2 separate regions of the Homo sapiens genome follow, and region 1 is linked to region 2. A link is a loop called in an ENCODE intact Hi-C map of the cell type or tissue named here. Cell type or tissue: mammary epithelial cell. All regions are shown on one strand. Each heading gives the region's core, and the rest is flanking DNA. Links, peaks and the distances in the headings are about the cores only.

What was found. Peaks named below come from ENCODE experiments on the same cell type or tissue, not always from the same donor. Only the 100,000 strongest peaks of a DNase experiment are listed, where the experiment ranks them.
Region 1: a loop joins it to region 2, with 23 times the contacts of the local background. A loop is called at or near these places in 34 of 110 quality-filtered maps.

What each region holds. Positions count from the first base shown.
Region 1 is chr17:27,425,318-27,437,072 of GRCh38, reverse strand. It overlaps the pseudogene TBC1D3P5. Among named protein-coding and RNA genes, the nearest start is that of KSR1, 25 kb to the left of the region's middle. In mammary epithelial cell, for the core only: a CTCF peak has its summit at 5,986 (motif pointing right); no DNase peak of the experiment used is centred there.
Region 2 is chr17:27,348,709-27,360,463 of GRCh38, reverse strand. It overlaps LINC03146 (long intergenic non-protein coding RNA 3146), which reads right to left. Exons shown (of 3, transcript XR_007065677.1): 3 at 7,107-7,974. It overlaps LOC124903958 (a long non-coding RNA gene), which reads left to right and starts at 6,656. Exons shown (of 2, transcript XR_007065678.1): 1 at 6,656-6,732; 2 at 8,716-10,098. It also overlaps the pseudogene SYPL1P2. RefSeq lists silencers at 6,362-6,761, 6,782-6,931, 10,859-11,568. In mammary epithelial cell, for the core only: CTCF peaks have their summits at 5,756 and 6,507 (motif pointing left); a DNase peak (open chromatin) is centred at 6,603; H3K4me3 peaks cover 1,341 bases; H3K27ac peaks cover 926 bases.

The sequences.
Region 1 (11,755 bases), core at 2,219-10,218, 76 kb before region 2:
CGATTCTCCCTCCTCTGCCTCCTGAGTAGCTGGGACTACAAGCACACACTGCCACACCTGGCTAATTTTTGCATTTTTTGTAGAGCTGGGGTCTCACTACATTGCCTAAGCTGTTCTCAAACTCCTAGGCTGAAGCTATGCTCTCACCTCGGCCTCCTAACGTGCTGAGATTACAGGCATGAGCTACTGTGCCTAGCTGGAAATATTCCTTATTGGCTGCTTTTTCTTTACTTGTCTTATTTTTTCAAATATAAATATAGACGGGCTCTATGTTGCCCAGGCTGAAGTGCAGTGGTTATTTACAAGTGTAACCATGATTCACTGCAGTCTTGAACTCCTGGCTTCAAGTTATCCCCCTGTCTTAGCCTCCCGAGTAGCTAGGACTACAGGTATGCACCACTATGACCTGCTGATTTTTGTTTGTGTGTGTGTTTTGTAGAGACAGGGTCTCACTTTGTTGCCCTGTCTGGTCCCTCAAGCAATCCTTCTGCCTCAATCTCCCAAAGTTCTAGCATTACAGGCATGAGCCACCATACCTGGCCAGTTTATTAATCTTTTTTGTTTGTTTGTTTTGAGATGGAGTTTCGCTCTTGTTGCTCAGGCTGGAGTACAATGGCATGATCTTGGCTCACCGCAACCTCCGCCTCCCTGATTCAAGCAATTCTCCTGCCTCAGCCTCCCAAGTAGCTGGAATTACAGGCATGTGCCATCATGCCCGGCTAATTTTGTGTTTTTAGTAGAGACAAGGTTTTTCCATGTTGGTCAGGGTGGTCTTGAACTCCCGACCTCCGGTGATCCACCCGCCTCAGCCTCCCAAAGTGCTGGGATTATAAGCATGAGCCACTGGGCCTGGCCCAGCTTATTAATCTTTATTTTCGCTTTATAAAGGTTTAGAATTTTATGTGGTCATGCTTATGAAGGCCCTTAATATTCCAAATTTTTTCTTTTTTTTTCTTTTTCAAGATTAAGTCTTGCTCTGTTGCCCAGGCTGGAGTGCAGTGGCAGAATCTCAGCTCACTGCAACCTCCGCCTCCCAGGTTCAAGAGATTCTCCTGCCTCAGCCTCCTGAGTAGCTGGGATTATAGGCACACACCACCATACTTGGCTAATTTTTGTATTCTTAGTAGAGACTGGGTTTCACCATGTTGGCCAGGCTGGTCTTGGACTCTTGACCTCATGAGCTGTCCGTCTCGGCCTCCCAAAGTGCTGGGACTACAGGCGTGAGCCACCCCACCCGGCCCACCAATTTTTTTTCTAAAACTTACTCATCTTTATTCTAGAAAGTTATTGGTTTCATTTTCTTACATATAACCATCTTTGAACCATCTGGAATTGTTTTGGTGTTGAGAGGTAGGAATCCAGCTTCTCCTTGTAAATATTTATTGAATGAATGAATGAGACATTCTGCAGCCCTAAGTAAAGCTGATGGCCTCCTAAGGGATTAGATTAGATGGGTAATAAAATTGTTTGTTCACTCTACAAATATTTTTAAACTGCATGCCAGCATGGCAGAATGCAATGGTGAATAAAATCAGATAGAGCTCCCACTCTGTGGCTATTACAGTTGATGGGACAGGCAGACATTAGCCAGATACCACAAATGGATGTAAAACTTACAAAGGCGATATGTGCCCTGAAAAAGCATATAGTTAAGGAATCTACCCTAGTTGTCACTGGTTAAGGAAGTTCCTTGGGAAGTACCCTCAGGACCAGCACCTGTGAGAGGGTGAAGCTGGCAGGCCTGGCCAGACAGAGTGACTGCACTCCAGTTGCAACAGAGGTCTCAGCCACTCCCACAGGGAGCTCTAGAGGGCAGATGACCCTTCAAAGTTGCAGTGAATGGAGGCGAGGGGTCTGGGCTTTTATTGCCCACCCCATCTCCCTGCTCCAATGAACTAGGCAATGGATGTAGACTGTCCCCAGGCAGCTCCGTTCAGCCAGGGCATTTCCCAGAGTAAGACTCATCTGCCAGCATCCACCTCCAAGTCTCCTAGCAGCCAGGGAATGAGGGCCCTGATCCTGAAGTGGACGTCTGGGTGGCAGGTCACAGTATCCACTACAGAAGTCTTCCATAAAGTAGTTGGGGAGACCTTGAGTACAGTACTGATGGGTAAGCGGAAGTTAACTAGGCATAGAGAACGGAGACTTTTTCTAGGAGCAACCTGCTTTCTCTAGCACAATGCCAGGGGAGCCTTTGCACGGCAGGCACGGGCAGGAATGGGGGCAGAGAGACTAATGAGGAGGCTGCTAAGGGAATTTAATAGAATACATTCAAATCTGGAGATGAGCATATACAAAATTAGACAGAAAAGCAAAGTTTCCTGATATCCCCAGCCCTCAGAGATGACAATTATTAAGGTTTTTTTTGTTTTTGTCTTTTGAGACGGAGTCTCGCTCTGTTGCCTAGGCTAGAGTTCAGTGGTGCAATCTTGGGTCACTGCAACCTCCACCTCCCAGGTTCAAGCAATTCTCCTGCCTCAGCCTCCCGAGTAGCTGGGATTACAGGTGCCCACCAACATGCCCTGCTAATTTTTTTTTTTCATTAGAGATGGGGTTTCACCACGTTGACCATGTTGGTCTCAAATTCCTGACCCCAAGCGATCCTCCCGCCGTGGCCTCCCAAAGTGCTGGGATCACAGGCGTGAGCCACCATGCCCGGCTCACTGCGTTTCTTTTCCATCTTTCTTCTCTGCACATTTTATTTAAAAGCAAGGATTTTATTATAGATGTGATTTGTTTTTCTGCTTTTTTCTACACATTTTTTTCTATACCTTTACTGTTTCTGATCACAAAGGCAACACCTGCTAATTACATAAACTCAGAAAGTACAAATTTTAATAAAGAAATAAACAATACTTCCGTCCAGGCGCGGCCTGTAACCTGGCACCCCACGGGCTCCAGAGCTCCCGTGTCCATGGTCCAGCCCACCGCCTGGCATGCTGAGAATACCTGGAAAATGCCAGCTACGCACTGTCACCTCGGGAGGGTCTCTTCTTATTTCCAAAGCTGTCTTCTGCTCAATGAAATGCACGCAGACACTGAGCAAGTATGTATTGAGCTTCTCATCTCCCAGACACCAGAGACACATCCATAGACTGACTGAGTTCACTGCCCTTGTGCTGCACTCCGCTTGAGGAGACAGATGATGGTGTCATGTAAGGAGCTAAAATGTAAGGAGCTAAAATGTCCTGAGCTGTGAAAGTGGCAAGCGGGGGCTGAGGGATGGAGGGGGCAGGGTTGGGGCAGGTGGGGGTGACTTGGATGTCTAGAGCCCAGGGCTGGGGCCGGACCCTGCACTGCTCTGCTTGGTGACCTCGCTGTGCTCTGAGTCATGAGGGCAGACAGTGGCCAGGGTGAGGATGGCACAGTGCAGCCCTTTCCCCACTGCTGAAGATGCGCCTTCGTGGGGTGGGAGAACAGGCTGTGGGGACTTGAGAGTCATCCTGACCCCAGGGGTGGTTGTTTCTGGAAACAAAAACCCAGGGCTTATGCTCCTGGGACAGAGGAGCCCTGGGGCCTCGCGTCCTCCCCATGGCCTTCGCATTGGGCAGTGAAGGCATCTTCCTGTTCAGTCTGAGGGAGAGAGAAGTGGTGCCACTCAGGGAGTCAGCTTTCATCTCACTTAGTCCTCACAGTGGCCCTGTGAGGTAAGGACCACCAGCAGCCCAATTTACAGATGAGGACCCTGAGACTCAGAGAAGTTACATGGTTTGCCCAAAGGGACACAGCTACTAAGTGGCTGAATGGGATTGAACCCGGGTCTTTCTGAGACAGCCCAAGCTGTGGATGGAATGCTCCAGCTCACAGATGAACAGGTGAAGTGGAACAGACACTTTAGAATGATTTGGCAATATTCACCAAAGCTAAACATTTGCCTCCCATGAGCTAGCAATTTCCTCCCTTCGTGTGTACCTTACACAGATGTGTCTATATCTTCACTAAAATACAAGTAAAACAACCCACATAGCAGCACAATTTGTAATAGCCTCATAGTAGAAACTTCCAAAATACCCATCACAGAAGAATAAATAAAAAACCATGGGACATTCAAGACTAGAATACTATACAGCAAAGAAAATGAGTAAATTGTGGCTACAACATGAATGAATCTCACACAGCTCATGTGTGAGCGACAGAAGTTAGACCTATAAGAATAGGTCTATAAGAATAATATCTATAAGAATAGATAATGTGTGATTCCATTTATATGAAGTTATCATCAGGCAAACTAATCTCCAGTAAAAGAATTTACCTCGGGGTGGGGGTGCAGGGAATTGAGCCTTCTGTGGGGCCTGAAATGTTTACAGTTGCCCCTCAATGTATGTGGGGAATCAGTTTCCCCATCTCCCACAGATACCAAAGTCCTGATATAAAATGGTGCAGTATTTGTATATAACCTAAGCACATCTTCTTGTATGCTTAAAATTATCTCTAGATTACTTATGTGATCATGTGTCAGATAACGACATTTCAGTCCATGCCAGAATGCATATAGGATGGTGGTTCCCATAAGGCTATAATGGATCCATCCTATACAGGTGTACCATCTCTAAAAATTGATATTTAAGAAGAGATGGGGCCTTGTTATGTTGCCCAGATAGTCTTGAACTCCTGGGCCCAAGTGATCCTCCCATTATGGCTTCCCAGAGTGCTGGAATTATAGGCATGAACCACCACAGCTGGCGAGGTGTACCATTTTGTATTGTTTATACTGTATTTTTATGATCCTTTTCTGTGTTTAGATACACAGATAGCCACCATTATGTTACCATTTCCTACAGTACTCAATATGGTAACATGCTGTAGAGGTTTGGAGCCCAGGAGCAATCAGCTCTACCACTCAGCCCAGGTGTGTGTTTGGCTGGACAACCTGGAGGAAGCTAAGGAGACATGACCTAAAGGCAGAGGGTGAGTCAGAGGTGGGATCCCTGGACAGGTATGAGAAGCTAGGCGAAAACGGGTGAAGTCTGAATAAATTTCACCCTATTCATATAATTACTGCATTAATAACCTTAGATAATAGTTCACATTATCATTTAGTTAATAGGATTGCACCCATGTTAAATTTCTTATTTTGTTTTTTTAAGAGACAAAGTCTCACTCTGTCACTTAGGCTGGAGTGCAGTGCTGTGATCATAGCTCACTGCTTCCTGGAACTCAATTGCTAAAGCAGTCTTCCCACCTCAGCCTCCTGACTAGGTGGGACTACACACACACGCCACCACGCCTGGCAATTTCTTTTACTTTTCTCTAGAGAAAGAGTCTACCTATGTTTCCCAGGCTGGTCTCAAACTCCTGGGCTCAAGTGAACCTGAACCTCCTGCCTCGACCTCTCAAATTGCTGGGATTACAGGCATGAGCCACCACACCTGGCCTAAATTTCTTATGTGCCATGGTACTGCAAAATGTCCTTATTAAGGGCAGCTGGATGGAAGGTGTACGTGTAAAATCATTTCAACAGTAAACATTTATTTTACAACATGAAGATGGTTATCCTTCCATGAGTGTAAAGTATAAAGGCAGGCTCATGGTGTCGTCAGAAGTCAGGTTTCAGGGCTGGGGGTGCTGGGAAGGGCTGGGCATGGTTGGCTTTGTGATCTGGGGGCTGGTGTGTTCCATCTCTGAATGTCTTTTGAGCTGTGCACTTACCAGGGATGTAAGTCATATCTTAATAAATTTTCATAAGTTTAACAAAAAGTAAAACGAGGATGGGAAGCTTGTTTGGGATCTCGGGTGCTTATCTAGCCATGAGCCCTGGCCCAGATGCTTCTAGTAGCCTGGAGGGAACTGAGAACATTCAAAATAGAGGTGGCAGAGCCAAGGCCCCGAGGTGGAAGCGCACTGCTGCTTGTCCCTAGCTGTGAATGGGGTGTCCTGCTCGGAGGCAATGCTGTGTGCACTGCAGGGCCCACAAGTCCATGTCCATATTGTGGCTCAGTGCAGTGAAAGCCAATCTCAGCCCCTTCGCAGTGTGGTCAGCCTGCCAGCAGGTGGCCAGCTGATCCTCCTGGGAAATTGTGCCATCCCAGGGACTGGGTGTGAGTCTCTCATCCACAAATGTGGTGTCAGCCTGGTGAGCCTTGGAAAGGGCATGTGCAGGATGCTGAGCCTCTTCCATCCTCATGCCGGTCTCAAGGCCACTCGCTCCGTGGGCCCATCCAGCAAGTGTGGTGGCTTGGAAAGAAGCCGGCTCCATCCACAGGGCATGCTGTTTTGCTCAACTCAGGACCAACATCATCCTCCATAGTAATTCTCTTTGGTGGGAGTACTGGAAACATGAATAACAGATACCTTCAGAGTCTGAGCTGCTGAGGCCAGGGCTGCAGGGTGCCCTCCTGTCAGGAAAACCTGCACTGGCAGCTGGAAGGCACCTGGTCGTGGTGTCTGCAAGGGCTACAGCAGTGGCTGCAAGGCTTCGGGACTCACCCGGCTTCTGTGAGGTGAATTGTGACAGTGGCAGAGCTCTGCAGCGCCAGGGTCCCCTGCATGGTCATACTGACTGCAACTGGGAGCCCACCACACCCCTGGTGCCCCTCTCTTCCCAGGGCTGGGGTCTAGACCAGGCCCCTCTTGCCTGGGAATTATGCACTGGGAGGGGGACACAGGCCCGCAGATTGGGACAGAGGCCCCAGGGCATGCTGCTGGCTGGCCGGGGCTGCCATGCTCACCTCTCTGTCTCTCGTGGCCTTGGTGGGACCGGCCTCCCCATTGAATGGGATTTTCCAGGTGTCTGGGGCTGCAGGGCAGCTGGCGGGGTGCCACCCTGGCTTCGGTGACCAGATGCAGGTGCCCATGTTGCAGCGGGGTTATCTCCCGACCTCCCTCTTAGTCCTGATGGGCCTGGGCTGGGCCCGGTGTCAGGGTCCCCTTGGGCTCCCTGGGCTAGGCCTGTCCCATGGTCCCGGGGCTGTCCAGGACACATTTAGAAGGGACATGGACCCAGCAGCTCTGTTTGAAATCGTCATGGGGGAACCAAGGGCCCCCCACATCCAGGTCCGTCGGGAGCTGGAGCATAGAGTTCCACTGCAGGAATCTCCAGGAACGCCGAGGTCCTCCCTGAGCCGGGGCCAGGCTGGGCATGCCCTGAGTCCCAGGTGCCCCCAGAGAGTGGTCTGCTGCCCTGGGCTCCCCAGAAGCCCCCACATGTTCCTGGGCCTTGGCCTCATGGACAGCCCCACCAGGACAGGGTGTAGGACGAGGTGGAGAAGCGGACCAAATGGGCCGCTGGAACCGGGCTGGTGGGCCGGGAAGGGCCTTCCTGTCCCCCTTGCAGAGGGTCTTCCCGCCATGTGATGCCAGCACAGACCTGGGTCCTGAGGACCCTTTCTCGGGTTTTGCTGAAAGGAAAACAGACGTGGTCAGTGTCTCCAGTGAGCCCATGCAGGCCTTTCTGGGCTGGGCCCCACCTGCCTGGGTCTCTGGAGTCCTCAGGGTCTCTGTGTGGCCCCTGTGGTCTGACACTGATGACATGCCTATAGTCTGCTGATCCCAGAGGAAGGGTTGTGTGCCGCCTGGTGTGGGGAAGCTGCCTGGGCATGGCAGGTGGCTTCTGGAACTGCCCCCAGGGTTCAGCCTCGCTGGGGGCTTCCTGCCACACACCCTCATCCCAGGGCTATTGGGCCTGGGATATGGCCCCCAGTCAGAACTCAGGTGGGAGGGGCCTTGGATGTCACCAGCCCCTTGCCACTTCACATGGGGACCCGTCTCCACAGTGGGTGACTGGGCCTGGACGTGGGTCACCCTCTGCCCTCCTGGGCTGCCCCGTCCATACCAGGACTGACCGTTCCCACACCTGGCTAAACACTTGGCTCTGGCTCTGGGCCAGGGGTCCCACCTGTGCCCTCTCTCTGAATGCTCTATGGGTAAGAGACACTGATTCCCTTGTCTCCCTGGCTCAAGGCTTGTTGTCCTGGCACCCCTGGAGGAGTCTGCAGGAGTGAAGGGCCTCTGTTGCTCTCTGAGGCTGTCAGCGCTTGCAGGGAGGAGTGGAGGCTCTCACAAATGGGTCTGGCTCCTCCAGTGCCCTTGAGAGCCCTGTGAGGGGGAGAGCAGGCCACCGTGGGAAGTGGGAGGGGGCTTGTTGGAGGGTCTTGCCCACATCCCCCTCCTGCGTGCACAGCACATCCAGTACATATGCACTGAGCGCCTGCCCTGAGGAATGGTGGGCCTCCTGTATTTTCTTAGAGTCCAGGAGGAAGAGGAGGAAGAAAAGGTGAAGAGGAAGACCCAAGTAATAGGGTTAGGGGTCCTGGGTACTCCCCCAGTATTGACTGCCCCAGAGGGTGACTCAGGAGGGGACCTGGTACTGGAGCCCACCTGGGGGTGGCAGGTCCCCATGCTTCCTTGTTAGTTTCTTCATAGAGGCCCAAAGATGATTAAGAACAGCGTCATCCACAAACAAATGGGAGAACATTCCATGCTCATGGATAGGAAGAATCAATATCGTGAAAATGGCCATACTGCCCAAGGTAATTTATAGATTCAATGCCATCCCCATCAAGCTACCAGTGACTTTCTTCACAGAATTGGAAAAAACTACTTTAAAGTTCATATGGAACCAAAAAAGGGCCCGCATTGCCAAGACAATCCTGAGCCAAAAGAACAAAGCTGGAGGCATCAAGCTACCTGACTTCAAACTATACTACAAGGCTATAGTAACCAAAACAGCATGGTACTGGTACCAAAACAGAGATATAGACCAATGGAACAGAACAGAGCCCTCAGAAATAATACCACACATCTACAACCATCTGATCTTTGACAAACCTGACAAAAACAAGAAATGGGGAAAGGATTCCCTATTTAATAAATGGTGCTGGGAAAACTGGCTAGCCACATGCAGAAAGCTGAAACTGGATCCCTTCCTTACACCTTATACAAAAATTAATTCAAGATGGATTGCAGACTTAAATGTTAGACCTAAAACCATAAAAACCCTAGAAGAAAACCTAGGCAATAGCATTCAGGACATAGGCATGGGCAAGGACTTCATGTCTAAACACCAAAAGCAATGGCAACAAAAGCCAAAATTGACAAATGGGATCTAATTAAACTAAAGAGCTTCTGCACAGCAAAAGAAACTACCATCAGAGTGAACAGGCAACCTACAGAATGGGAGAAAAATTTTGCAATCTACTCATCTGACAAAGGGCTAATATCCAGAATCTACAAAGAACTCAAACAAATTTACGAGAAAAAAACAAACAACCCCATCAAAAAGTGGGCGAAGGATATGAACAGACACTTCTCAAAAGAAGACATTTATGCAGCCAAAAGACACATGAAAAATGCTCATCATCACTGGCCATCAGAGAAATGCAAATCAAAACCATAATGAGATACCATCTCACACCAGTTAGAAAGGCGATCATTAAAAAGTCAGGAAACAACAGGTGCTGGAGAGGAGGTGGAGAAATAGGAATACTTTCACACTGTTGGTGGGAGTGTAAACTAGTTCAACCATTGTGGAAGACAGTGTGGTGATTCTTCAAGGATCTAGAACTAGAAATATCATTTGACCCAGCAATCCCATTACTGGGTGTATACCCAAAGGATTATAAATCATGCTGCTATCAAGACACATGCACACGTATGTTAGTTGCAGCACTATTCACAATAGCAAAGACTTGGAACCAACCCAAATGTCCATCAATGATAGACTGGATTAAGAAAATGTGGCACATATACACCATGGAATACTATGCAGCCATAAAAAGGATGAGTTCATGTCCTTTGTAGGGACATGGATGAAGCTGGAAACCATCATTCTCAGCAAACTATCACGAGGACAAAAAACCAAACACCGCATGTTTTCACTCATAGGTTGGGATTGAACAATGAGAACACTTGGACACAGGAAGGGGAACATCACACAGCAGGGCCTGTCATGGGGTTGGGGGAAGGGGGAGGGATAGCATTAGGAGATATACCTAATGTAAATGACGAGTTAATGGGTGCAGCACACCAACATGGCACACGTATACATATGTAACAAACCTGCATGTTGTGCACATGTACCCTAGAACTTAAAGTATAAAAAAAAAAAAAAAAAAGAACAGCGTCATCATCCAGGGCCCAGATATGGAAGAACTGGTCTCGAAAACGTGCCCACAGGCCAGACCTGGACATCTTCATGTGGCGCTCTAGGGACAAGGTGGGTATCAGGCCAGGAGAGTTCCCTGGGAAGGGTCAGAGCCCACACCCCGTGACCACTTCAGTCTCCCACTGGGCAGTGCCAGATCCTTTTGTGGCCACCCCAGGGGTCCAGATGTGCACAGAAGGCTGTGGCTGGGGAGGCAGCCTGGGCAGGGAAGTGCTCATCACACTCCTGACTTTCATCTGGGTCATGTGAGGGATGGGCTTGGTGTCACTGTGCCCTGCCCAGCCCACCTGGCCAGACCTCCCTCTGGGCCAGAACAGAGAATCATGAGAACAGTGTGAGGAAGCTGCCCTTGGGCTAGTTGGGGTCTGACCCCAGTGCTCCCCAGGCCCCACTGGGCACACGTGGACTTGCTCCTCTGAACCTTAAAGGCAGTGCTTGTTATCAGCATCAACATCTGTTCCCCTTCCAGCAAATATATGTCCCACAGGCACGGGGTGAGCCCGAGAGAGATCTGTGGGGAAAGTAGGCATGAGAGGACCTGGCCCTTCCAGGCTGGGGCTGGTGGCTCGAGCTAGCCCATTGGGGCTTCAGTGACCTTCCCCATGAGAGTCACCGGACCCCTCCAGGAGGCTGGGTCAGACAAGGTCTTGCAGCTCCTTATGGGGGGGCACTCATTTCAGTGGAGAGAGGGGCTTCCCCAGGGCTTGAGCCTCCCCTCAGCCCTCCCAAGTCAGGCCCTGGCCCAGTCTGCCCTTAAGGCTGGGCCTGAGCCCCACCCTCTGCCCTGGAATGACACCTCTTCGGCAGAGGGTCTTGCCTGTGTGTCATGTAGGGATCTGCCTGAGCCTCCTGTGGGCTGGGGGTGAGCCGGACCCCTGGGCTGGGGAAGCAGGGCACTGCAGGGCAAGGAGGGTCCCTGAGCCAGGGTCTCCCTGTGCCTCCTTACCCCATCATTCAGCACCCAGAGAAGCCAGCTGAATGAGGAACCCTGTGTGCATTGACCTTCCTTGTCCTGATGGGAGGAACAGAGGTACTCAGGGCCCCATGGGCTGCCCTAAAAACCTCCCTCTTCCAGGGCCCTCTGAAGACCCTTCCCCAAGTGCAGAACACTGGGCAGTGTCCCGGGCTCCCCCCAACATCTTCCCCTTCTGGCACTCCCGGTAGACACACTACCCTTAGCCCTGCTCTGTGGGAGCTGGGCCCCCATCCCTGTGCCTCTGTCGCCTCCAGGGCTGGAAAGGAAACCCAACTCCCAGCCCATGGGGAACCCGACATCCCAGGTCAGGCCCTGGCTGGGACTCAGCCTGTCCCCAGCCCCATGAAGGGCTCCAGCCCCCGCTGCTCCTCCAGCCCCCTAGGATGCAGGGCCTCTGGGGAAGAGCCGAAGGAACCATAAACTCACCAGATGACACATGGTCTTGGGTTGTTACATGGGTACCACATGCTCCTGATGGTCTTGGAGCCCCTGAACTGTCCCGCCATTTGGGCTGTGGAATCCTGAGAAGCCCCCAGCCCATCATGAAATCAGAGCCCTCTCCCAAGATGTGGAGCCATCAGCTGGAAGAGCTGGGCAGCTGCAGAGCCCCCCAGACCCCGAGGCCTCCCACCCTCCCATCTGGTGACCCCACCATGTGGCCTTGGCCCTGGGGAGGG
Region 2 (11,755 bases), core at 1,579-9,578:
TTATGATGTGCAAATATTTTCTCCCATTCTGTGGGTTGTCTTTTCACTCTTTTCACAGTGTCCCTTGAAGCATGAAAGTTTTAAATTTTGATGAAGTCCAATTTATCAAATGTTTCTTGGGTTGCTTATGCTTTGGATGTCATAGCTAAAAAATGACTTCCAAACCTAATCTAGTGAATATTTTCCCCTCTATTTTCTTCTAAGAGTTTAATAGTTTTAGCACGTATATTTAGCTTTATGTCTACCCAACGTTTTGAGTATAATAAGATGGGGGCCCACAAAGTGGCTAAATGAGTAAGATGAGATTGTGGGAAGGGCCTGCGCAGGCTTTGGAGACAGCTCCCGACACCCTCATCCTCTTCCCCATCCTTATCCCCGGGGTCCATATCCTGCAGGAGCTGCCACCTGAGGCTGGAATGCCTCTCATGGAAGGGCGTTCTTGAGAGCAGCTGAGAGGCCTGTCTCAGGTCTGCAGGGTTGAAGACAAACCCTAGAGCAAGACTGCAAGGCACAGGGCATGGTGGTTTATGCCTGTAATCCCAGCTACTCAGGAGGCCAAGGCTAGAGGATCGCTTGAGCCAGGGAGTTTGAGACCAGCCTGGGCAACATAGCAAGACCTCATCTCTAAAAAAATAAAAATAAAAAAAATTTGCCAGAAGTGGTGGTGCCTGCCTGTGGTCCCAGCTACTCAGAAGGCTCAGGCAAGAGGATCACTTGAGCCTAGGAGGTCAGGGCTGAAGTGAGCTATGATCATGCCACTGCACTCCAACCTGGGCAACAGAGTGAGGCCCCACCTCTAAAAACAAAAACAAAAAGAACTATAGGACAAGAGTCAAGAACCAGAGAAGTTGGTTTTGCAGAATGTACCAGAAACAGAGCTGGAGCAGACTGCCAGGGGGAAGGAGCATGTGGTCAAAAATGGAACAATCCGCCCACCAGAATAGCTGGCCAAAAACATACAACACAAAAAATAAAGTGAACAAATGAAAAACAGGTACGGCCAAGTATTGGTGAGCACGACAAGCAACCGGAACTCTCATACATGGCCCGTGGAAGCGAAAATTGTTCCAGTCACTTTGGAAAATGGCAAGTTTCTGCTAAGTTGAGCATATACCTTGCCTCTGACCCAGCAGTCCACATCTAGGTACATACCCAGCATGAATACACACATATGTTTCCCAAGACAGGTACAAGAATGGTCACAGAAGCAATATGCTTAATAGCCAACAAATGGAAATCACTTAAACATCCATCAGCAACAGAATGAATAAAGAAATTGTGGCTTACTTATACCATGGAATATATTATAGAGCAATGAGAATGAATGAACCACAACATGAATAAATCTCACGTACACAGCATTAACCAGAAGAAGTTAGAGCCAAAAGAATATATATTGTAATGTTATATTTATATAAAATACAGCCAGGCACGGTGGCTCACACCTGTAATCCCAGCACTTTGGGAGGCCAAGTCGGGTGGACTGCTTGAGCCCAAGAGTTCAAGATCAGCCTAGGAAACAATTAGACTCCGTCTCTGCAAAAAGACAAAAAAATCAGCCAGGCGTGGTGGCACATGCCTGTAGTCTGAGCTGGGAGGATCACTTGAGCCCAGGAGGTGGAGGCCGCAGTGAGCTGTGATTACATCACTGCACTCCAGCCTGGGTGATAGAGCAAGACCTTATCTCACAAAATAAAATAAAATAAAGTAGGCCGGGCACGGTGGCTCACGCCTGTAATCCCAGCACTTTGGGAGGCCGAGGCAGGTGGATCACTTGAGGCCAGGAGTTCGAGACCAGACTGGCCACCATGGTGAAACCCTGTCTCTACTAAAAATACAAAAATCAGCCAGGCATGATGGCGTGTGCCTGTTAGTCCTAGCCACTCTGGAGGCTGAGGCAGGAGAATCACTTAAACCTGGGAGGCAGAGGTTGAGGCAGAGGTTGCAGTGAGCCAAGATAGCGCCACTACACTCCAGCCTGGGCAATGGAGCAAGACTCTGTCTCAAAATAAAATAAAATAATAAAAAAACATAATATAAAATTAAATTAAATTAATACAATAAAATAAAATACAAAGCAGGAAAATTAATGCTGCTAGGGTTAGAAGAAGGGTCAGCCTTAGGGAGCATAGTGCCTGAAGGCAGCACAGGGCAGGAGCTGTTTGCATTCTCTTTCTTAATTTGGGTGCGCTTACGTGGATCTGCTCACGTTGAAAATTCATCAAACTGTCAACTTCTGATTTTGATTATTTTGGGCATGTATATTGAATCATAAAATTTACAACAACAAAAAACAGAACAAGCAGAAACTGGGTGTGATGCTATGGTCAGAGGTGGAATGGCGATGAGTCTCTGTAGGGCTGGCCCCAGCCCAGCGTTCCTCTTCTGTGGGGGTTGACAAACTCCCAGCCTTGGGGGTGGCATTTAAAGCAACAGGTCTCTTTCAAGCGAATGTGCGGAAGGTGAGGAGCAAATTAATTAATAAGTCCCTTCCTTTTTTCCCTCTGTCCACCGTTCCTCCTTTTATTTATTTATTCTTTGGGTTTTTGTCTTTTTGCTTTTGTTTTTTGAGATTGGGTCTCACTCTGGTGCCCAAGCTGGAGTACAATGGTGTGATGTCTGCTCACTGAAGCCTCAGCCTCCCGGGCTCAAACTGATCCTCTCACCTCAGCCTCCCGAGTAGCTAGGACTACAGGTACACACCACCATGCCCTGCTAATCTATGTATTTTTTGTAGAGTTGGGGTTTCACCACGTCGTCCAGGCTGGTCTTGAACTCTTGGGCTCAAGTGATCCTCCAGCCTCAGCCTCCCTAAGTGCTGGGATTATAGGCGTGAGGCACCATGCCCAGCCAATTCATTCATTCTTTTATTTACACTTTCAGAACTCGTTTATTGAGCACCACATCAGCCAAGCCCTAGGTACTCAAAGAGAAGTAACTCACAGCCTCTGCCCTCACGAAGCCCACGGTCTGGCGGGGGAAGCTGACCCAGAGCAAATCAGTCCAACCTAGAGGGAAGGGGGCCCTGACAGGCATCCATCCTGGGAGTAATGTGGTCAGCTCAGGCTGGCTGGTGGACAGGGCAGGGCAGGGGAGTAGTCAGGGAAGGCTTCTCAGAGAAGGTGATGCAGGATCAGGGGCCTTAAGCAGGTACTGACCAGGCAGTTTAAGGAGGCAGGATGCTCCTGGCAGAGGGAACAGCCAGCTGGCTCCCTCCCCTCATCTTATAACTACGTGGACATTATTCAGGAGGTGAGTATGAAGAATAGGGGGCAAGTCAAGAACCAAAGGGAAGGCACCTGGGTATGACCTCATGATTTTAGACGACACAGGCTACTATGTTCCAACTCCTGGCTGGAGAGGAATCCAAAACCATCCTGGTAGAGGAGGCTAAGGGGATTTCTCCAGGAGTCACCTTCTCTGAGTCTCGCTTATGAAATGCAAAGGCAGGCTGGACATGGTGGCTCACGTCTGTAATCCCAGCACTTTGGGAGGCTGAGGTGGGCAAATCATGAGGTCAGGAGTTCGCGACCAGCCTGACCAACATGGTGAAACCCCATCTCTCCTAAAAATACAAAAATTAGCCAGGGGTGGTGGCAGGTGCCTGTAATCCCAGCTACTCAGGAGGCTGAGGCAGGAGAAATGCTTGAACCCAGGAGGTGGAGGTTGCAGTGAGCCGAGATTACACCACTGCACACTAGCCTGGGTGACAGAGCAAGACGCTGTCTCAAAGAAAAAAAAAAAAAAGGAAAAGAAATGCAAAGGCGGCCTACTCAGGGGTCCAGCAAACAAAGCAAATATATGAATCTGACTGGTTGTGAGGCAGTAGGGAGTGGTGGGGTCTGCAGACCATGTGCTGTGGAAGGAAACAAGTCAAAGAAGGCAGACAGGCTGTCAGGAGGTGTGAGGGTTTCTGAGTTCAATGGGGTGGGGTGGGGAGGGCCCCACTGAGTAGGTGACACTTGAGATAAAATCTGAAAAAGTGAGGAAGTGAGTCTTGGCTGTTTCTGAGAGATTACAGATGGACGGAACAGCAAAGGTGCTAAGGTGGAGTGAGCAGGGCATGGTGAGGAACGACAAGGAGGCCATCCCAGCACTGTGGGAGGCTGAGGCAGGAGGACTGCTTGAGGCCCGAAGTTCAAGACCAGCCTGGGCAACATAGGGAGACCCCCCCTCCACCTCACAGTAACTGGCTTCTCTGGCTCTGTGCCAGCAGTTCCTGCAGACCTTCCTGGGAAGGCCCAGCAGGTGTCTCACGGCCTTCTGAGGGATGCCCCCCAGGACTCAACCACTCACAGCTAATGCTGATTTAAAAACAAAACCAAAATCCAGCTGGGCGTGGTGGCAGGCGCCTGTAATTCTAGTTGCTCGGGAGCCTGAGGCAGGAGAATCACTTGAACCCAGGAGGCGGAGGTTGCAGTGAGCCAAGATCGCACCACTGCACTCCAGCCTGGGCGACAAAGCGAGACTCCATCTCAAATAACTAAATAAGTAAATAAAAATTTAACAAATAAAAGCAAAACCAATAACCAAAGCCACCAAATTATCAGTGTCCAAAGCAGGTGCAAGGCCACCAGATTGTCCTGAAGCTACCACTGATTAACTGTGATGATGCTTGTTCTGGCATCTTCCTGAAATCGTCCACTGCTTTCCACAGTGCTCCTGTGAACACCGAGGAGGCTCTACCCCAAATGCCTCTTTTCTCCTCGCCCTGTCCTTGAAATGCTCTTATGCGCTTCAACTCTCTTTCCTCAGGATGACTGCTTCCCAGGGAGCCCTCTAGCCCTCAAGCAAACAGGCCCTCAGGAATCTTCCTCTACGGTCCACCAGGGCTGCTCTGACAGGCCTAAATCCTGGAGGAAAATCAGCTGAGGCAGTAATAATAGGTTGGTTTCCTTCCTTCCTTCCTTCCTTCCTTCCTTCCTCCCTTCCTTCCTTCCTCCCTCCCTCCCTTCCTTCTTTCCACTTACTGGGTTCTTACTTTGTGCCAGACACTGTTTTAGGTGCTAAAGATACAGTAGTACACAAAGACAACACACATACACGTATGCAGAATAATGCATATATGTTAATTAATTTCACTTTGCCCTTCCAGTGACACACATAGTGTATACATATATAAAAGCATCATGTTGTATATTATAAATATATAAGATTTTATTTGTCAATTAAAGAAGAAAAGACAACAACAGGGGCCGGGTGCGGTGGCTTACTCCTGTAATCCCAACACTTTGGGAAGCTGAGGCGGGTGGATGGCTTGAGACCAGGAGTTTGAGACGAGCCTGACAGTCTGGTCAGGATTCAACACGGTGAAGCCCTGTCTCTACAAAAAATGTAAAAATTAGCCAGACATGGTAGCACTTGCCTGTAGTACCAGCTACTTGGGAGGCTGAGATGGGAGGATCTCTTGAGCCTGGGGAGGTCAAGGCTGCAGTAAGCCATGATCGCACCACTGCACTCCAGCCTGGGCGACAGAGTAAGACCCTGTCTAAACAAAACAAAACAAACAAACAAGAAACAGACAACAGAACCCCCCTTTCATGGAGCCCAAGCGCTGGTGGACTGTTGCATGCTTGCTGGACACCACTGCTGTAAGTACCTTCCATGCATGAGCTCATTTAATCCTCACAATAAGGTATCGTACTACTGCGTCCATTTTACAGATGAAGAAGCCTGAGGCTCTGAGAAGTTAGGCAACTAGCTTCCTAATGACAATGACTACCATTCATTGAGTGCTTACACTACTGTCAGACACTGGGTGGAGCATTTTGCATTCATTATCTGGGCAGCATGAGAGGTGACAGGTCTGAGGCAGGACAGGTATGATTTCAGCTCTAGCTCACCGTGTGGCCTTGCATGACTTCTTCCATGTGTCTTAAAGGGACGCACTCTTACGTGGCTCTAGGTCTTATGAAATATCTGAAATTTTCAGGCTGAGTGAGTTCCTCTGCCTCCCTGAAACCTGACAGGGAAGGCAGAGGGGACAGGGTCGGGTCCTGAGGACCAGCAGTGGGTGCTGGGAAGCCGGGGTGGATGCGAGGGTGAGGGGCATCTCCCGACACAGCCAGGTCAGCCGGGGGCAGCGCCGCCCAATAAATGCAGGCTCCACGTGCTTCCCAGGTGGAGCCCAAGTGGCCCTCGGATCCTGCTGGTTCCAGGGGCGACCACGCTTCAGGGCCCACAAGTGATGGAAATCGGGGGAATATTGTCTGCAGACTTTGTGCTGAAAATACATACCAGGGGGTGCGGGAGGATTAACACCTGCAAGTCTGTGGGAAACCACGGGCCTGGGGCCGAGCGTCCTGAATTCCAGTCCCCCACTTCTCAGGGTGGGCTGTGCTGCCTTGGTCAAGGCTCGGAACTCAGCTTCCCTATCCGTTACCGTGAGAGCTCTGACTCCCAGCCAGGCTCTCCCCGGGAGAGCGGGACCGCGGCGGCTCTCTGCCCCTCCCTCTTCGCCGGCCCGGGCCGTGGCTGGGGAGGCCCTAGAGGCCCCGGCGGGCTCCGGCGCCCCCTGCCGGCCGAGAAGGGCCGCACCGCGCCTGCGCCCGCTCGCCGAGAGGGGCTGGGAGGAGACCTGGGAGGGCGGAGGCCGCCGCCCCGGCCGGGCCACGCTGGGGGCACGATGATGTCAGCGGAGGAAAGGAAATGAGTCATCACTCCCTGGGACCGTGGGGCGGCCGGGAGCGAGTGTGGAGACGCGGCCACAGGAACCCAGGACAATGGCGGGAAGTAAGAGGAATGTGGGCCTGACTGCAGCCGCGCGCCCCTGACCCCGGACCCCACGGCGGGGAGGAGGCTGGGGCGCAGGGCGGGCCCCGAGGGGTCGGAAGGCGGCCAGAACTCAGGCGGGGTCGTGTGGGGACGGGGTGGCTGGAAGAGGATGGGGACGCAGCCAAGCCCAGGGTGCCCGGCCTGAAGAACAACCCGGGCCGTCTTTCTCACCAAGGATGTTTCCAAAACCTTAGCCGACCCCTTGGCGGTTCCTCCACTTCCCTTAAACTCTACTGAACCTCAGAATAATCCCGGGGGCAGGTTAAAACCCGGATCCCCCGGCCCCACCCCGGAGATTCTGATTCAGCAGGACAAAACTGGGCCTCCATGAATTTGCATTTTTTAAATTATCCTTTTTTATTGAGATGGGGTCTCACTGTGTTGCCCAGGCTGGTCTCAAACTCCTAGACTCAAGCAATCCTCCCGCCTCAGCTCGGCAACGTGCTGGGATTACAGGCATCAGCCAGGATCCCAGCCGGAATTTGCATTTTTAACAAACTCCTAGTAGGGGGTGCTGGGCCAGGGTCCTCAGACCACTCTTTTGAGTAGTGCCACCTTAGAACGAAGTCCTGCTACTTGGCGGACCTAGAACCGTCCTCTGTCATGTGGTTCCTCCAGTCTCACCTGTCCCCACCTCCTACCCCTCACCAGTGTACTAGCAAGACCCAACTACCTGCATGTTGCGGTTCTCTCCTCTGTGTGTTTGCACAGACTATTTCCTTCGATTGAAAGGCCTTCTCTTCACTACGCTGCTGCTCAAACTGTCTGACTTCTACCTGCCCTTTAAAATCTTCTCCATGGGTGTGTCAAAGAGTATAATCAACAGAGTGAAAAAAGCAACCTATAGAATGGGAGAAAATATTTTCAAATCATAGCTCTGATAAGGAATCAATATCCACAGTGTATAAAGAACTACAGCTAGACCATAGAAAATCAATCCTGATTCAAAAATGGGCAAAGGACTTGAATAGGCATTTCTCCAAAGAAAATAAACAAGCGGCCAATAAGCACTTGGGAAGATGTTCAACATCACTAATCTTTAGGGAAACGCAAATCAAAACCATAGTGAGGCCCCCACCATCCTGACTCTCCTTCCTTCCAGAGGATGTTGCCTTCTGGATCCACCTCAACCCTACTCAGGGAGCCGCTCAGCTTCCTCAAGGGCCTGGAGTAGATGGCTTCCATCTTCTCTTTTGCCACCTGTGGAGGTTTTTAAGAGCAAACAGAAATTCAAGTGAATTGTCCTCCTACAGTTACTGACGAAACTATTACAGCTACTTCTGATTATCCATTCAGGTTAAATCAGGCATCATTTCAGTCACCTCCAGGTATTAATGTGTATGATATAAATTGGAAAGTCAAGTCCTCCTAGGAGATGACTGTGCTTCTGCACAATTCCATTACATTTGCAGTCTCTGTCTTCCTGTACTGCATTGCTGTCGTGCTTTATGTTGGTTACAGGAACCTATATCAGGGTAGTCATAAACTTCCCATGATTGGCTTTGTCATTACTCTTGTTGCCATCTTTTGCGATTGGTGAGCACTTCAAAAGCTCGCTTGGGCAAAAGCTCTTGCAGATATTAAAATAACTACTGGTCAAAATATTGTTCAGGAACTTCTGCTTGTAAGAAATCATAATAATGTGTTATTTTGGCTCTGTGACCAGCATGGGATTCCTAAATGTATCTGTGATCTTTGTCTTTCTGAATATGATACTTTGGAGGGGAAATGCTTGGCGTGTGTACAAGTATGAGGAGACCAACTTACACAACCCATCAAATACTTATGCTCCTCATAGCCAAGGAGGTATTCCACCTCCTGCTGGAATGTAATTAAAGGGAGAAACACACTGTATGAAATATATGTCTATATCATGACTTGTTGCCAACATCTTGAGGCACATTATTTGTTTCCAATAAAAGTAATGTTTTTTTTTTTAAGCCACACAATGAGATATCACCTCACACCCATCAGAATGGCTACTGTAAAACAAAAACAGAAAATAACAAGTGTGGACAAGAATGTGAAGAAAGTGAAGCCCTTGTGCAGTTGGAGGGAATGTAAAATGTTCCAGCCACTGTGGAAAACAGTGTCTTCATCTGTTTCCTATTGCTATAACTGAACACCAGAGACTGGGTAAATTATAAAGAAAAGAATTTATTTCTTACAATTCTAGAGGCTGGGAAGTCCTAGGTCAAGGGACTGCATCTGCTTGGCCTCTGGGGAGGGCCTCATGTCATAACATGTCAGAAGGCATCACGTGGGAAAGGGGTGCACTGAGAGCCAAACTGCCTTTAATAACAAACCCAGGCTGGGCACAGCGGCTCATGCCTGTAATCCCAGCACTTTGGGGGAGCAGGGGGTCAAGGCTTGCAGATCACTTGAGGCCAGGAGTTCAAGACCAGCCTGGCCAACATGGTGAAACCTTGTCTCTACTAAAAATACAAAAATTAGCCAGGGATGGTGGCAGGTGCCTGTAATCTCAGCTACTTGGGAGGCTGAGGAAGGAGGATGGCTTGAACCCTGGAGGCAGAGACTGCAGTGAGCCGAGATTGTGCCACTGCATTCCAGCCTGGGTGACAGAGTGAGATTCTGTCTCAAAAAATATAATATAATATAATATAATATGGCACAAAGAATACTAAATAGACCTCTGTACTTGCCCACACAGGTTTAACAAATGTCAACATTTTGCCACATTTGCTTTCTATTTCTTTTTTCGAAAAAACAAAACAAAAAAACCCCCAAAACTGATAAATCTAAAGCCCTCCCATTTTCCCTTGTATAGATAACCAGTGTCTCAAGTTAGTGTAGATCCTTCTTGACCATGTATATATACACATACATACATACACATTTACTACAGAGGTATATATCAATGTATACAATACCATATCGATAATATGTATATTTCATACGTATATAAAATATGGGGGCCCAGGAAGCGATCCTCTTGCCTCAGCCTCCAAATTAGCTGAGATTACAGGTCTAAGCCACCACGCCTGGCTAATTTTTATATTTTTAGTAGAGATGGAGTTTCACCATGTTGGCCAGGCTAGTCTCGAATTCCTGGTCTCAAGTGATCCACGCACCTCAGCTTCCTAAAGTGTTGGGATTACATACACAAATATAACACATACATTAACAATATATGTACATATATACTATCATACTGTGTAAATCTCTTTGAAATTTGCTTTTTCACTCATTTTTGAGATTTACCCGTGTTATTACATTGTAGATCTGATTCGTTAATTTTAAATGCTCCATAGTTTCCCATTGTTTGAATAAACCTGTTTATTTATTTGTTCCTTTCCTAATGGACTGTTGGTTGTTCCCATTTTCGTTATTACACACAGCACTGCAGTGAAAATTCTTGTATCGATGTGTGGGTGTTTTTTCCTTTTGAGACAGGGTATTGCTCTGCCACCCAGGCTGGAGTGCATTGGCACAATCACAGCTCACTGAAGCCTCAACTTCCTAGGTTCAAGCAATCCTCCCACCTCAGCCTCCCAAGTAGCTGAGACTACAGGCGCATGCCACCACACCCAGCTAAATTTTAAATTTTTTGTAGACAGGGGTCTTGCCATGTTGACCAGGAGGATGGTTTCAAAACTCCTGGGCTCAAGTGATCCACCCGCCTCAGCCTCCCAAATTGCTGGGATTACAGGCATGAGTCACCGCGCCCGGCCTGTTTTGCGAGGCATATGGTTGCTAGATCACAGTGCATGCACATCTTCGGCTTTAACTAGCTATCGCCAAATTCTCCAAAGTTGATCTGAAACCAGTGGAGCGTGTCAGCACTGCCCCTAGCATGCGCACACCAGGCGGGGGTGTGACAGCCCTCGGGCTAGGCCCCAACCCCACTTCGAGATCCGTGCGGGGGCCGGGAGCTAGCAGAGGCCAAGCAATGGGAACAGGCACCTCCAAGCCTGCAAGGACAAGGCGAGCACCTTCCTGGGCCCCCAAAAGTGCAGAGGGGCCCGAGTCCACAGCCCGGACTTGGGCGGCTGCTGCCGCTCCCGGCTCCCGCCTGCTACGTGAAGCGTGATGCCCGAGCCGCACCCCTCGCGGCCTGGGGCGGGGGCGCCTGGTCCTCGCTGGGCCGGGGCCGGGTCTGGGGCAGGGGCGTCCTCTCCACGAGCCTAGCCCCGTGGCCCCGGCGCTCAGGGGCAGCCTGGAGTTCCCCTCGCCCGGCTCGCCGCACGGCCCGGGGCAGGGCGCCTCCGGGAGCGGATCGTGGGCCAGGGCCCAGCCGTCTGTTGTGTCAGGCCCGCGGTCACCCCGATGAGGGGTGGACCCCAGGGACGCTGCCCCGGGCGGCCCTGCGCAGAGCCTCCTCCGGAGGCGCAGGAACTCCGCACCTTTGGTAGGGCAGGCGCCGCCTCTCCCTTACGGCGCTGGGCTTCCGAATGCGGCCCCAGCTTCGCCTCCTCCCAGCGGCCTCCTGGCGGCAGCAGCGGGCAAGAGCGGCGACGCGGGGCCAGGGTCCGGAGGCCCTGATCTGGAGGCACGTCCCGCCCGGCCGCGCGAGGGTGGGGGCGGCGCAGTCGGTTGCCTCGGGGACGCGGGCACAGGGTACCCGCCGCCACTGCTGCTCCAGCAGCCGCTCCTGCCACCGCCGCCCGCGCCCCAGCGCGGCGGACGGCCCGCCGCTGCCATCAGGTTTTGTCACAAAGTGAGTTTAAACCAGGACGGGCGCTGTGGCTCACGCCTGTCATCCCGGCATTTTGGGAGGCCCAGGCGGGTGGATCGCCTGAGGTCAGGAGTTCGAGACCAGCCTGGCCAACATAGCAAAACCCCTTCTCTACTAAAAATACAAAAATTAGCCAGATGTGGTGGAGGTTGCCAGGAGGCTGAGGCAGGAGAATCTCTTGAACCCGGGAGGTAGAGAATGCAGTGAGCCGAGATCCCGCCACTGCACTCCAGCCTGGGTGACACAGCGAGACTCGTCTCAAAAATACATACATACATACATACA